Regions from separate parts of the Homo sapiens genome. Here region 2 is linked to region 1. A link is an interaction called in ENCODE POLR2A ChIA-PET data of the cell type or tissue named here. Cell type or tissue: Caco-2. All regions are shown on one strand. Links, peaks and the distances in the headings refer to the core of each region. The heading gives the core; the rest is flanking DNA.

Evidence for each region. Peaks named below come from ENCODE experiments on the same cell type or tissue, not always from the same donor. Only the 100,000 strongest peaks of a DNase experiment are listed, where the experiment ranks them.
Region 2: POLR2A ChIA-PET joins it to region 1 with 10 read pairs; 6 of 35 experiments call an interaction of 5 or more read pairs at or near these places.

Annotation. Positions count from the first base shown.
Region 1 is chr1:15,792,423-15,800,083 of GRCh38, forward strand. It overlaps the pseudogene RPL12P14. Among named protein-coding and RNA genes, the nearest start is that of UQCRHL, 11 kb to the right of the region's middle. In Caco-2, for the core only: no CTCF peak of the experiment used is centred there; DNase peaks (open chromatin) are centred at 2,849 and 3,179.
Region 2 is chr1:15,599,682-15,607,342 of GRCh38, forward strand. LOC124903854 (a long non-coding RNA gene) reads right to left here and starts at 3,862. Exons shown (of 3, transcript XR_007065483.1): 1 at 3,408-3,862. It also overlaps the pseudogene CHCHD2P6. In Caco-2, for the core only: no CTCF peak of the experiment used is centred there; a DNase peak (open chromatin) is centred at 3,980; H3K4me3 peaks cover 1,320 bases.

The DNA of each region.
Region 1 (7,661 bases), core at 2,167-4,666:
GGGAGGCAGAGGCCGGTGGATCACCTGAGGTCAGGAGTTCGAGATCAGCCTGACCAATATGGTGAGACCCTCGTCTCTACTAAAAATACAAAAATTAGCCGGGCATGGTGGCGTGTGCCTGTAGTCCCAGCTATTCAGGAGACTGAGACAGGAGAATCGCTTGAACCCGGAAGGCGGAGGTTGCAGTGAGCCAAGATCATGCCACTGCACTCCAGCCTGGGCGATAGAGCTAGACTCTCTCTCAGAGAAAGACTCTGTCTCAAAAAAAAAAAAAAAAAAAAAAAAAAAAAAAAAAAAAAAGAGAAGGAGACCAAGGTGCAACTTTCTTCGGTTGTCCCGAATCCGGGTTCATCCCACACCAGCCACCTCCACCATGCCGTGAAGTTTGACCCCAGAGAGATCAAAGTTGTATACCTGAGGTGCACTGGAGGTGAAGTCGCTGCTTCTGCGCTGGCCCCCAAGATCGGCCCCCTGGGTCTGTCTCCAAAAAAGGTTGGTGATAACATTGCCAAGGCAACGGGTTACCGGAAGGGCCTGAGGATTACAGTGAAACTGACCATTCAGAACAGACAGGCCCAGATTGAGGTGGTGCCTTCTGCCTCTGCCCTGATCATCAAAGCCCTCAGGGAACCACTAAGAGACAGAAAGAAACAGAAAAACATTAAACACAGTGGGAATATCACTTTTGATGAGATCGTCAACATTGCTTGACACACGTGGCACCGATCTTTAGCCAGGGAACTCTCTGGAACCATTAAAGAGATCCTGGGGACTGCCCAGTCTGTGGGCTGTAATGTTGATGGCCGCTACCCTCATGACATCATAGATGACATCAACAGTGGTGCTGTGGAATGCCCAGCCAGTTAAGAAGCAGAAAGGAAAATATTTCAATAAAGGATCACTTGACAACTGGTGGAAAAAAAAGAAAAAGAAAGAGTGTCCAGCCTGGGCAATGTGGAGAAACTCCATCTCTACTAAAAATAGAAAAATTAGGCAGGGCCAGGCGCAGTGGCTCATGCCTGTAATCCCAGCACTTTGGGAGGCCGAGGCGGGTGGATCACCTGATGTCAGGAGTTCATGACCAGCCTCAACATGGAGAAACCCCGTCTCTACTATAAAAATACAAAATTAGCTGGGCGTGATGGTGCATGCCTGTAATCCCAGCTACTCGGGAGGCTGAGGCAGGAGAATTGCTTGAACCTGGGAGGCGGAGGTTGTGGTGAGCCGAGATCACGCCATTGCACTCCAGCCTGGGCAACGAGAGCGAAACTCCGTCTCAAAAAAAAAAAAAAAGAAAAAAAGAAAAATTAGGCGGGCGTGGTGGTGAGCACCTGTGGTCCCAGCTACTTGGGAAACTGAGTTGGGAGATTCACCTGAGCCTGGGATGCAGAGGTTGAAGTAAGCTGAGATCGCACCACGCCACTGCCCTCCAGCCTGGGCCACAGAGCGAGACCCTCTCTCCAAAACAAAACAAAACAAAAAACTAGAAAGTGAGTGATATGGCTGTGGAATTGCTGCCTCTGTCCTAGAGACACGCCCTTTTGGAGGGAGACCTGTGTCAGCAGACTGAATTCTTCATTGGCTCAAACCCCCACCTGCTAGGAGGGGCCCACCTGGAAGTCCCCATGCTGCTACCCTGCAATTCCATACCTGGGAACCTGGGCACAGTAAGCACAGAATCAGAGCTGGGACAAAGGACAGCATGGTGCACTGGGAGCCCTGAGCCTTTCTGATGGTCACCCTGTCCCCAGAGGCCCCTTTCCCGAGGGCACACCCAGGTGTGAACTTCACCCAGCACAGGCCACAGGCCAGCCCCTCCAGGGCAACCCAAGCCCCTCCCTACCCTGCTAGAGAGACAAATGGTGGGAACCGGGAATTGAATGGGGGGATGGGGAGAGGGGAGGAGGCTGAGCTGATGAGGAAGAATTGCAGGGACTGAGAACATTTTCCAAAAAATGTTCTCCTCACTTTAATGTACAGTTTATGTAACAAAATAATCTATGAAGTAGCAATTTTGACATTGCCAAAGAGGAGGAAGCTGCACATCAGAGAGCTGGTATAACTGCACAAGGCCGCACAGCAGAGACAGGATCAAAGCAGGTCCAGTGAAAATTCTATAGTCCTCCACTACAGACCCACTTCAGAAATCCATATTCTAGAATGTTTCAGAACCCATCGTGTAACACAGGTGCCAATGTCCAACTGAAAAAACCTTTAATGTCTGGAGCTCTGCATCTCTGCATCTTTTTTTTTTTTGAGACACAGTCTCACTCTGTTGCCCAGGCTGGAGTACAGTGGTGCAAATACAGCTCACTGCAGCTTTGATGATGTCCTGGGCTCAAGCAGTCCTCCTACCTCAGCCTCCCAAGTAGCTGGGACCCCAAGCATGCACCACCACACCTGACTAATTTTTTAAATTTTTTGTAAAGATGGGGTTTTACCATGCTGCTTAGGCTGATTTGGAACTCTTGGCCTCAAGCAATCCTCCTGCCTCGGCCTCCCAAGTGCTGGGATTACAGGAGTGAGCCACCGTGCCCAGCTAAGACCTGCATCTTTTTTTTTTTTTTTTTTTTTTTTAGAGATGAGGTCTCTCTATGTTGCCCAGGCTGCTCTTGAACTTCTGAGCTCAAGTGATCCTCCTGCTTTGGCCTCCCAAAGTGCTAGAATTACATGTGTGATCCACCACGCCAGGCCAAGACCTGCATCTTAAGAGGGGGAGTTTAGACTGCAGGCCTCTTGCTTGTAAGTGACATATAATTTTCCCAATCCATCCAGAAAGGTCCTTGTATCCTGTATGACTCATACTAATTCTCAGAGAGTGAGCATCAGATTAGAGAGACTCTGGAGTGTACCCTGCTCATAACCTTCCTTCTGCAGAAAAAAATGTATGTGATTCAGTGGAAAATAATGCACTATCTACACCCAGCACACCCTTCCTGGTTATCAGATTCTAGCCTTTTATTGTCTTTGAGCGACTTTACAGCTCTGTAAATTATAGGTAAATGATATATTGCCCTGTCTAGTAGAGGTTCTCCCTCGCTTTCTTGTTGAAAAACCAGTTTTCATTTGCACATTCATTTCAATATTCCTGACCTATGAATGTGACTGTTCTTAGCTGTCCCCCCTTTTTTTTTTGAGACAGAGTCTCGCTCTGTCACCCAGACTGGAGCAGAGCACAGTGGCATGATCTCAGCTCACTGCAAGCTCCGCCTCCTGGGTTTAAGCGATTCTCCTGCCTCAGCCTCCCAAGTAGCTGGGATTACAGGCATATGCCATGATGCCCAGCTAATTTTTGTATTTTTAGTAGAGACGGGGTTTCACCATGTTGGCCAGACTGGTCTTGAACTCCTGACCTCAGGCAATCCACCTGCCTCGGCCTCCCAAAGTGCTGGGATTACAGGCGTGAGCCACTGTGCCCGGCCCTTAGCTGCCCTTTTGAGCTGGTTATAACATCACCTGGCTCCCTTATGAGTTAAATAAAATGGCTAATACCTATTCATTTTCTATCTGTGTGGGAGTCATGATTTTACCTTCTTTTGAAAATGAAAATGACCTTGCAACGCTTCCTTCATCAGGTGTTTATGACAGCTCCTTTAGGCCAGAGGAGGTGGTGGGGTCCCTTGCAGGGCATCCCATGAGGTGGAATTAAGAGCAGCTGGCCGGTGGCCTCTGTTCCCCAGAGTGGTCTCTGAATGGGAAGGGAGGGGAGGGGAGGAGGAAGACAGGAGGGAGGGGTTCTGCCCAGTGGATGGGATAAGGTCTTAGCAAGACCTAGATTCTCGGGCTGGGTGAAGTGGCTCATGTCTATAATCCCAGCAATTTGGGAGCCGAGGCAGGAGGATCACTTGAGCCCAGGAGTTCTATTTCAGCCTGGGCAATAGAGTGAGACCCCATCTCTACAAAAAAAAACAAAAAACAAAAAACAAAAAAAAAACTAGACTCTCTCTCTGGTTAAGCTCCTAGCCAGCTATTTGACCTTGAGACACAATGTCTTTAAGTTTTGAGGGTGAGGAAGGGTGTCAAAAACTGACATTTATTTCCTGAGCTCTTGTCTGTCTTGTCTGGGGTGAGGCTGGAGAGGTGGGATGATTGACTACGCTGAACAGGAAGCTAGGTTTCAGGAGTTAGGCAGCCTGCCTGGGATCGAGACTCCTTGATGAGGATACTGACAGTAATAACAACAGCAGCAGCTACCATTTCGTGGGCATGCATATGCCCATATGTATTATCTCATTTAGTTCCCACTGCTGCCTGGAAGGAAGGAATGATCTATGATCCCATCGTTCACACAGGGAGACGAAGGCTCAAGGTCACACCACATAGATTCCAGCTCTATATTTAGCCAAGTCCTAAACCCTTTATTCCACTGCCTTAGCCTCCTAGATGAGACAGGGCAATCCCTTGGCCACTGAATTGCTTTTTTCCTCACCTACAAAACAAAGAGAATTATTACCTTGATCATACACGTAAAGGAATGCAATGGCAGATGACCAAATGTCATGTGGTTTCCTGGGATGGATTCTGGAAAGGAAGAAAGGACATTAGTGGAAAATCTGGTGAAATCCCAGTAAAGTCTGGAGTTTGGTGAGTCATGTTGTACCAATGTCAGTTTCCTAGTTTGGACAAATGTGCCATAGTTGCGTGAGATTTTTTTTTTTTTTTTTCTGAGACAGTGTCTCGCTCTGTCACCCAGGTTGGAGTGCAGTGGCGCGATCTTGGCTCACTGCAAGCTCTGACTCCCGGGTTCACGCCATTCTCCTGCCTCAGCCTCCTGAGTAGCTGGGACTACAGGTGCCCGCCACGACGCCCGGCTAATGTTTTGTATTTTTAGAAGAGATGAGGTTTCACCGTGTTAGCCAGGAAGGTCTCGATCTCCTGACCTCGTGAACTGCCTGCCTCGGCCTCCCAAAGTGCTGGGATTACAGGCGTGAGCCACCGCACCCGGCTGTTTTTTTTTTTTTTTTTTAAGACGGAGTCTTGCTCTGTCACCAGGCTGGAGTGCAGTAGAGCGATCTTGGCTCACTGCAACCTCTGCCTCCCAGGTTCAAGCAATTCCCCTGCCTCAGCCTCCCAAGTAGCTGGGACTACAGGCACACACCACCACGCCTGGCTAATTTTTTGTATTTTAGTAGAGACTGGGTTTCACCATGTTGGTCAGGATGGTCTCGATCTCCTGACCTCGTGATCTGCCCACCTCGGCCTCCCAAAATGCTGGGATTACAGGCGTGAGCCTCCATGCCCAGCCTCAATAAATCTAAAGTTATTTTGAAATCAAAAGTTTCTTATCTAACAAACTAACGGGATAAAGGGGAAAGTCTTTGAGCCTGAGCTCCTGGATGCCCTGCCTCTCACTGATGACGTAAGAACAAGGGGGTGAGAGGAGGCCATCACACACTCTTCTGCCAACAGGAAAGTCGGGCTGAGAGGGTAGTCATGTCTGGACAAGGGGGAGGGGCCTACTGACTGAGAAGATGGCAAGAGAAGAGGAGTGGGGGACCTGACCCAATATCTATAGCATGTGGGAGACAAGTGCCAAGTAGGAAGAGGATGGTGAGGGGTCTCAGAAGATCAGAGTGACCTTCACCCAGTGTGAGTGGTAATTTTTTTCCTTCCCACCTTCATCCTCCTCCTCGCAGAGGTGATCAGATGTTTGCAGGTGCCTGCTTGTGTTTACAAGTAGGTCTTGGAAGATAAGAGAGGCAGTGGGAGGGGTGGGAAAGCCCTGTTCTGGCAGTCAGGACACCCAGGGCTTGGCCACTAACCAGCTGTGTGAGCTCGGCCGGTCTCACACCCTCTCTGGGTTATGGATTCCTGAGGAATCCATAAACACGCAAGGATTCCTCAGGAAAACACAATACGGGCCGGGCACGGTGGCTCACGCCTGTAATCCCAGCACCTTGGGAGGCCGAGGCAGGTGGATCACCTAAGGTCTGGAGTTTGAGACCAGCCTGGCCAACATGGTAAAACCCCATCTCTACTAAAAATACAAAAAATTAGGCCAGGAGCGGTGGCTCATGCCTGTAATCCCAGCACTTTAGGAGGCCGAGGCAGGCGGATCACCTGAGGTTGGGAGTTCAAGACCAGCCTGACCAACGTGGAGAAACCCCATCTCTACTAAAAATACAAAATTAGCCGGGGTGGTGGCACATGCCTGTAATCCCAGCTAGTCGGGAGGCTGAGGCAGGAGAATCGCTTGAACCCAGGAGGCGGAGGTTGCAGTGAGCCGAGATTGCGCCATTGCACTACAGCCTGTGCAACAAAAGCGAAACTCCGTCTCCAAAAAAAAAAAAAAAAAAAAAAATTATGGCCTGCCGTGGTGGCTCATGCCTGTAATCCCAGCACTTTGGGAGGCCGAGGCGGGCAGATCACCTGAGGTCAGGAGTTCGAGACCAGCCTGACCAACATGGAGAAATCCCGTCTCTACTAAAAATACAAAATTAGCCGGGCATGGTGGCTCATGCCTGTAATCCCAGCTACTCGGGAGGCTGAGGCAGGAAAATCGCTTGAAACCAGGAGGTGGAGGTTGCAGTGAGCTGAGATCATGCCACTGCACTCCAGCCTGGGCAACAAGAGCAAAACTCCATCTCAAAAACAAACAAACAAACAAAAAACACAATACGACCCAGGAATCCTGAACTGGTCCTTTACAGTTAGCAGGATCCCAAACTTCAGACCACAGGGAGGGGCTGGCTGAAGCAGGAGAGAAACCCATGAGGGGTCACCCTGAGGGCCCAATCAGAAGGCACATGGGGGGTCAGGGAGGGTTAAGAATGCTCTCTGGGGCCTGTGAGTCATGGGCCTGGCAGCTTGGGGTTTCCCAAGACTGCTCAGACGGGCTGTGGCATGCAGGGAGCTCAGCCAGAACCTCCCTTGCAAATCTGCACCCTTTCCCCCAGCAACCCCCCCGCTTCCAGCACCCCTCTGACCAGCAACCCCTCCTTGGCAAGGTAGAACTCCCAATGGCCCACCCTGAGATGGCTTCAAATCAAGTCCCACGGGCAGAAAGCAAACAGTGGCTCCACTCCAGTGTGCCTAGAGATCCCGCTTCATTCATTCATTTGTTCATTCATTCACTCACTCTTTAATAAAATACTCATTGACCCCTCCCATCTGCCAGTCACTGCCCTTGGCACAGAGCTCAGTTTAATGGAAAAAGGAGAAAAGAGAACAGTCCGTGCTGGGGAGGCACAGCCAGGAGTCCAGGAGGGCAGGCCATGGAGAAAGTGATGTCAGAGCTGGGCCTAAAGGGTGTGCAGGGGTCAGCCAGGCGAGGCTCTGGAACAAGAGCTATCCAGGCGCTTGCTCTCTGAGCTGGGCACAGCTGAATGTGGCTGAGCATGTGGGAAGTGCAGGATGAGGGCCAGACTCAGGCAGGAACCAAAGCAGCAAGGCTTCCTAGACTCTGTGCCAGGATTGGGGCTTTTTCCCAGGGGGGCAACGGTGAGAAGGAAGAACCCCAAGCCAGTAGAACCCCAAGCCGGTAGAACCCCAAGCCGGTAGGGCAGATGAACTTGCCATAGAGTCCAACTGCCCATAACCACAGAGGTGGTGGCCGGGCCCAGAGAGGGTGTGAGACCGGCCGAGCTCACACAGCTGGTTAGTGGCCAAGCCCTGGGTGTCCTGACTGCCAGAACAGGGCTTTCCCACCCCTCCCACCGCCT
Region 2 (7,661 bases), core at 2,905-5,404, 190 kb before region 1:
CTCACGTGCACAGTTCACAATAGGGTTTGTGCTGCTATGAGAATGGAATACTGCTGCTGATCTGACTGGAGACAGAACTCAGGCAGTAATGCTCGCTCGCCTGCCACTCACCTCCTGCTATGCGGCCCGGCTCTTAACAGACCACCAACTGGTACTAGTCCGCGGCCTGGAGACTGGGACCCCTGGATTAGAAGGAATAGTGCCTACTCCTATGATCCAGATTGGAAAAACTCGTAATGTGTGGGGCATTGGAAAGAGTACTTATGAAGGTCTTGCCTCAGGGGAATAATTAGCCCTAGAGTTGGCATTGCTCTGGTCCTGCCTAACAAATCTTTTTTTTTTTTTTTTTTTTTTGAGACACAGTCTCACTCTGTTGTCCAGGCTGGAGTGCAGTGGCATGATGTCCGCTCACTGCAACCTCCACCTCCGGGATTCAAGTGATTCTCCTGCCTCAGCCTCCCGAGTAGCTGGGATTACAGGCATGTGCCTCCACGCCCAGCTCATTTTGTAATTTTAGTAGAGATGGGGTTTCTCCATGTTGGTCAGGCTGGTCTTGAACTTCCGACCTCAGGTGATTCGCCTGCCTTGGCCTCCCAAAGTGCTGGGATTACCGGCGTGAGCCACAACGCCCAGCAGTTAAAGACTTTCTAACAACAAAAAGCTTAATACTTTTTTTTTTTCTTTTGAGATGGAGTCTCTCTGTCGCCCAGGCTGGAGTTCAGTGGCGCAATCTCGGCTCACTGCAACATCTGCCGCCCAGGTTCATGCGATTCTCCTGCCTCAGCCTCCCGAGTAGCTAGGATTACAGGTGCCTGCCACTGTGCCCAGCTAATTTTTGTCGTTTTTATTAGAGATGGGGTTTCACCATCTTGGCCAGGCTGTTCTTGAACTCCTGACCTCGTGATCCACCTGCCTTGACCAGCCAAAGTGCTGGGATTACAGGCGTGAGCTACCGTGTCGCTGGATACTTTTTTTTTTTTCGAGATGGAGTTTTGCTCTTGTGGCCCAAGCTGGAGTGCAGTGGTGCCATCTTGGCTCACTGCAAACCCCGCCTCGTGGGTTCAAGCAATTCTCCTGCCTCAGCCTCCCGAGAAGTTGGGATTACAGGCGCCCACCACCATGCCTGGCTAATTTTTGTATTTTTAGTAGAGATGGGGTTTCACCATGTTGGCCAGGCTGGTCTCAAACTGCTGACCTCAGGTGATCCCCCCGCCTCGGCCTCCCAAGTGCTGGGATTACAGGCTCGAGCTACCACACCCAGCCAGCTTGATATTTTTAAGCCCATTATTTCCAATATTGTGAATTCTCAGATTTTCAAGTAATAAAATAAGCAAAATGAATCCTTAATAAAAATTCTATCTTGGCAACGCTATTTGTCATTTCCATCCTATGACTTTCTCTTCATATGTAACTGAAATTTCATAAATATTAAGAAATTGTTGTTTGGGCATAAGAATCAGATATGGAAAGGAGGCAATTGTGCTATTAACCGTGTCACTTAGGGCTACTGCTATTTGAGGCGTGCATCACACCAGCAGAATCATATACACCTGGGAGCTTGTCAGAACTGCAGAAATTCTCAGGACCTGCTCCAGACCTAATGAATCAGAATATACAGTTTAACAAGGTTCCTGGCCGGGCGCGGTGGCTCACGCCTGTAATCCCAGCACTATGGGAGGCCGAGGGGGGTGGATCACGAGGTCAGGAGTTCAAGACCAGCCTGGCCAAGGTGGTGAAACCCCGTCTCTACTAAAAATACAAAAATTAGCCGGGCGTGGTGGTGTGCGCCTGAAATCCCAGCTACTCAGGAGGCTGAGGCAGGAGAATTGCTTGAACCCGGGGGGCAGAGGTTGCAGTGAGCCAAGATCGCACCACTGCACTCCAGCGTGGGTGACAGAGTGAGACTCCGTCTTAAAAAAACAAAAGATTGCTAAGTGGTTACTACACACATTTGAGAAGCACTGGCCCTCTCCATGCAATACATTGAGCAAATACAGTCACATGTCACATGATCTTTAGTCAACAACAGACTGCATATAAGACAGTGGTTCCATCAGATTACAATATTGTATTTTTATTGTACCATTTTTAGTGTACCCTTTCTATGTTTAGATACAAAAATACCAACCATTGTGTTACAATTGCCTACAGTATACAGTACAGTAACATGCTGTAGAGATTTGTAGCGTAGGAGCAGTAGGCTGTATCATATAGCCTAGGTGTGCAGTAGGCTATACTATCTAGGTTTGCGTAAGTACACTCTATGGGCAGGACTCAGTGGCTCATGCCTGTAATTCCAACACTTTAGAAGGTCAAGGCAGGAAGACTGCTTGAGCCCAGAAGTTGGAGACCAGACTGGGCAACAGAGGGAGAAACCCTGTCTATACAAAAAAAATTAAAATTAGCCGGCTGTGGTCTAGACATGGTAGCTCAGGCCTGTAATCCCAGCACTTTGGGGGGCTGAGGCAGGTGGATTGCTTGAGACCAGGAGTTCGAGACCAGCCTGAGAAACATAGCAAGACCCTTTCTCTATAAAAAGAAAATTAAAATATACAAAAATATATAATTTAATTTTAAAAAATTAGTCTGGCATGGTGATGCAGGCCTGCAGTCCCAGCTACTCAGGAGGCTGAGGCAGAAGTATCACAGCAGATCGAGGTTGCAGCGAGCTGTCATGGCACCACTGCACTGCAGCCTGAGCGACACAGCAAGACCCTGTCTCAAAAACAAAACAAACAAACAAAAAAACTCTATGATATTCCAATGATAGATTCACCTAAGATGCATTTCTCATATCTCTGTTAAACAATGCATGACTATAATTTCTCCGGTCATGTTTCCTTATGTCTGAAAACAAAGGGCACTGAAACCTGTTTGTTCACTTTAGTTCACAGGCTGATTAGAAAAGTAAGTAAAATCCAATCCAAATATAAATTAAATACACGTGAAATACCAAACCCTCTAGTAAACAGCGAGCTACATACAAGTCCCAGACACTCCACGACCGTTTCTAGATTGAAAATCCTAGGCCAGGCGCAGTGGCTCACACCTGTAATTCCAGCACTTTGGGAGGCCGAGGTGGGTGGATCACGAGGTCAGGAGTTCAAGACTAGCCTGGCCAAGATGGTGAAACCCCGTCTCTACTAAAAAAAAAAAAAAAAAAAAAAAAAAAAAAAAAAAATTAGCTAGGCGTGGTGGTGGGCGCCTGTAATCCCAGCTACTGGGAGACTGAGGCAGAGAACCCGGGAGGCAGAGGTTGCAGTGAGCCGAGACCGCGCCACTGCACTCCAACCTGGGCGACAGAGCGAGACTCCATTTCAAAAAAAAAAAAAAAAGAATATTTAAGTCTTTTCACTTCTGGGAATACACACACACACACACATATATATTTAATCGAAACACGTTACCTTTCACTCAACAACTATTCAAGACAGAAACCATTTCGGGTAAGCAGACTCCTACAGGGTCCCTACTGCACATTTCTCATCGGTGGTCAAAGCAACAAAACGTGAACTAAGCCACAGGGTAGCTGCAGGAAGCTCTATGCCTGGGACCACTACAGGCAGGCACTAGTTTCCCTGTCCACCACTGCCCGAAATGGAGTCGGGCCCGGTTCTCCTGAGCTGAGCAGGCCAAAGCAGGGAGTCCGTGAGTGGACCGGGCATAGCCAGAGCGACGCCGCAGCACCCCAGCCGCAGGGTCAGCCCCAAAAGCAGCAGGGCCCGCTTGATCGCGGATGCCGGGACGCCCTCGTGCAAGCCTCGAAGGGGGGCTGCCACCCCGAACATTCGCCAGAACGAAAGCGGCAGCCAGGAGAAGCCCTCGCAGGTGCTGTAGGGATCCAAGCGCTTGAGCTGAGTCCGAAACTCGCACAGCAACCTCGGGAGGATAAACTCCAGCAACCAGAATCGGGTTGGCGTCGCCTAGCAACCAGGAGCCAAATGCGCGGACGCCAGGCATTGGCCTGCACGTGTCACGTGAGCCAGCGCCGCTGCCCAGTGGGAGATTACGCCGCAGGCACGTGATGCGGCGCAACCGCCCTTTGGCAGAGCTTTTCGCGAAGGCAGTTGTGGCTCTGAGCGCATAGGCGAGGCATTCCTGGGGTTTGCGCCGTATCCTTTTACAAAGTCCTGGCTTTGGCTGGTGCGACCAAAGAAAGGAAACCGGCGCTTGAGACTTGTCTGGGCTGGCTATGGTGAAGCAGTGAAACGGTGCAGAATTGTGTCAATGAGGCTAGTTCAGTTGTGCAAGAGCATTTCCTCAAAGTAAGACAGAAGCTTTTAGTTACGTCAACACCTGCTAATGTTAGGCTGGCCAGAAATTTCCTGACAAATAATGGGTGAAGGTCGGGCGTGTGGTCGCTCATGCCTGTAATCTCAGCGCTTTGGGATCACTTGAGGTCAGGAGTTCGAGACCAGCTTGGCCAACTAGGCGAAACCCCATCTCTACTGAAAGTACAAAAATTAGCCGTGTGTGGTGGCGCGCATCTGTAATCCCAGCTACTCTGGAGGCTGAGGCAGGACAATCGCTTGAACCCAGGAGGCAGAGGTTGCAGTGAGCTGAGATCACGCCACTTAAAAGAAACGAAACTTTGCTGGTGACCATGTGGTGATGAAACTGAGCGTTTTGGAGCGCAGCAAGGTGACTCCCCATGTAATTAGTATAGACAGAGAGTTTGTGCTCTAAAGGTTAGAAATAAATGTTTTCGGCCTGGTGGCTCATGCCTGTAATCCCAGGACTTTGAAAGGCTGAGCCAGGCGGATCACCTGAGGTCAGGGTTCGAGACCAGCCTGGCCAACATGGTGAAACCCGTCTCTATTAAAGATACAAAAATTAGCCAGGCGGAAGAAGTCACTTAGCTCTTCGCTGGTTGTCACACGTCCGGAGGCCGAGCCGTCGCGTACCTAGGATACCTGGAAGCCGAAGCCACACCTCCCGCATGGCCCCTCCGGCCAGCCGGGCCCCTCAGATGAGAGCTGCACCCAGGCCAGCACCAGTCGCTCAGCCACCAGCAGCGGCACCGCCATCTACAGTTGGCTCTTCTGCTGCTGCGCCCCGGCAGCCAGGTCTGATGGCCCAGATGGCAACCACTGCAGCTGGCGTGGCTGTGGGCTCTGCTGTGGGGCACATACTGGGTCATGCCATTACTGGGGGCTTCAGTGGAGGAAGTAATGCTGAGCCTGCGAGGCCTGACATCACTTACCAGGAGCCTCAGGGAACCCAGCCGGCACAGCAGCAGCAGCCTTGCTTCTGTGAGATCAAACAGTTTCTGGAGTGTGCCGAGAACCAGGGTGACATCAAGCTCTGTGAGGGTTTCAATGAGGTGCTGAAACAGTGCCGACTTGCAAACGGATTGGCCTAATCAAGAAGTTCAACCTGGAGAGATGGAAAATCAGCTCTCATACTAATTAATTTAGTATAAAAATAGAATTGGTAGTGAGGGTATAAAGTGTAAGCATCAGTTAAACTTCTCCTGTCATTCCTAGCTTCCTTGCTTCAGAATTGAAATGGAAGGGAGGGTGTTCCTACTCTGTAGAATCTGGGACTGGGCAAATGTTTGTGTGGCCTCCTTAAACTAGCTGTTATGATTTTATTCTTTGTGAGTTAATTAGAATAAAGTCATTTTCTTCCAAAAAAGAAAAAAAAAATAGCCAGGCATGGTGGTGCACGCCTTTAATCCCAGCTACTAGGGAGTCCGAGGCAGGAGAATCGCTTGAACCTGGGAGGCAGAGGTTGCAGTGAGCCGAGGTGTGCCACTGCACTCCAGCCTGGGCAACAGGATGAGACTCCGTCTCAAAAAAAAAAATAATAAATATTTTCACTCCACAACTGTCTTCCAATTTGGAGAGTCTGCCGTTTACTAGCTATGTGAACTCGGGTACATTAATTAAAATCCCCATGCCTCAGTTTCTTTATCCATGAAATGGGAATGATTACTCACAGTTCCTGTCTCTGAGGACTTCTAGAAGGATGAAATGAGGTCTTACATGTAGCAATATAAACTGGTGGTGAGGACTGAGCTTGAGTCAGATTACCTGCTTTGAATCCTTGTGCCGTCATGTACTGCTTGTGTATCCTTAGACAAGAGACTGTCCCTCCTCTATCCTTCAGTTTCATCTGTAAAATGAAGATAATACCTCCTAGGATTTCTGTGAGAATTAAGTGACTCAATACACATAAAGTGCTTAGAAGAGTGTCCGGCACAAAGTCAATATTTGGAAATGTTAGCAATCATTTGGAAGGTGCTTGACGCACAGCGTTGATCGATAAATGGGACCTATTCTTCTTGGTAGCACTGCTGGTCTAGAGCAGGATTCTGGTTTCTGAGCTCTCCCTGCTCTCAACCTCCACTCCACCCCATCCTGACTTAAAATTAAGGACTGGAAATATCTCTAGCCATTTATGGTCACAGGTAATGGAGGTTCAAAGTGTGTCTCATAGAGTGATGAGAAAAGTAGGAGTCTACACTCTGAGCCAGATCCCAAGACGCTATTGAGCAGAGTCCAAAAGGGGTGAGGCCCAAGAGGAAAGCAGCTGAGGGGCAGAGCTGTGGGAACTCTGCTACAGAAGTGATTCTCTTAAGAGAGGCAGGGGGTGGTGGGGAGAGTTCAGTGAGCAGAACTGTGAGCAGGCGGGTCTGCCACAAAAGCTTGTTGGATCTAGGTGGGAGGGTGTTGTAAAATATCCTAAATCCAACCCTAACCCATTCCAAGGAGTTGAATCTTGGATCTGAATCCTAGTACAACACAGAGTACTTCTTGGATACTGGGATTTATTGATCGTGTATCATTTCTTGGGTTTACTTTCCCTCAACTCAGAAGTCATTCCTCCCTCTCCCTCATTCTCCAGGTCCAACCCATTGGCAAGTCCTGTTGACTTTTCAAAGTATCTCTCTAATTCACCTGCTTCTCTCTCTTTTGTCACCACCTTTCTAGCCCCATTAACATTTTTGTGTTTCTCCTTTTGCCCGGTACAACCCATTCTCAACAGCCAGTGTGAACTTTTCAAAACTAATTTTTAACAACTTTATTGAGATTAAATCACATATCACAAAATCACCCATTTAAAATGTACAATTCAGCCGGGCGCAGTGGCTCACGCCTGTAAACCCAGCACTCTGGGAGGCCAAGGTGGGTGGATCACCTGGGGTTGGGAGTTCAAGACCAGCCGAACCAACATGGAGAAACCCTCTCTCTACTAAAAAATACAAAAGAAGCCGGGCATGGTGGCACATGCCTGTAATCCCAGCTACTAGGGAGGCTGAGGCAAGAGAATCACTTGAACCCAGGAGGCGGAGGTTGCAGTGAGCCGAGATCGCGCCACTGCACTCTAGCCTGGGCAACAGAGCAAGACTCTGTCTCAAAAAATAAATAAAATGTACAATTCAGTGGTTTTTGGTATATTCACAGGTGTGTATAACAAACACCACAAATCAATTTTAGAACATTTTCATTACTCCAAAAAGATATTCTATACCCATTAGCAGTCACTTCCCATATACTGCCATCCCCCGATTCTCCACAAGCCCTAGGCAACCACTAATAAACTTTGTCTGCCAGGTGCGGTGGCTCACACCTGTAATCCCAGCACTTTGGGAGGCTGAAGCAGGTGGATCATCTGAGGTCAGGAGTTTGAGACCAACCTGGCCAACATGGTGAAAC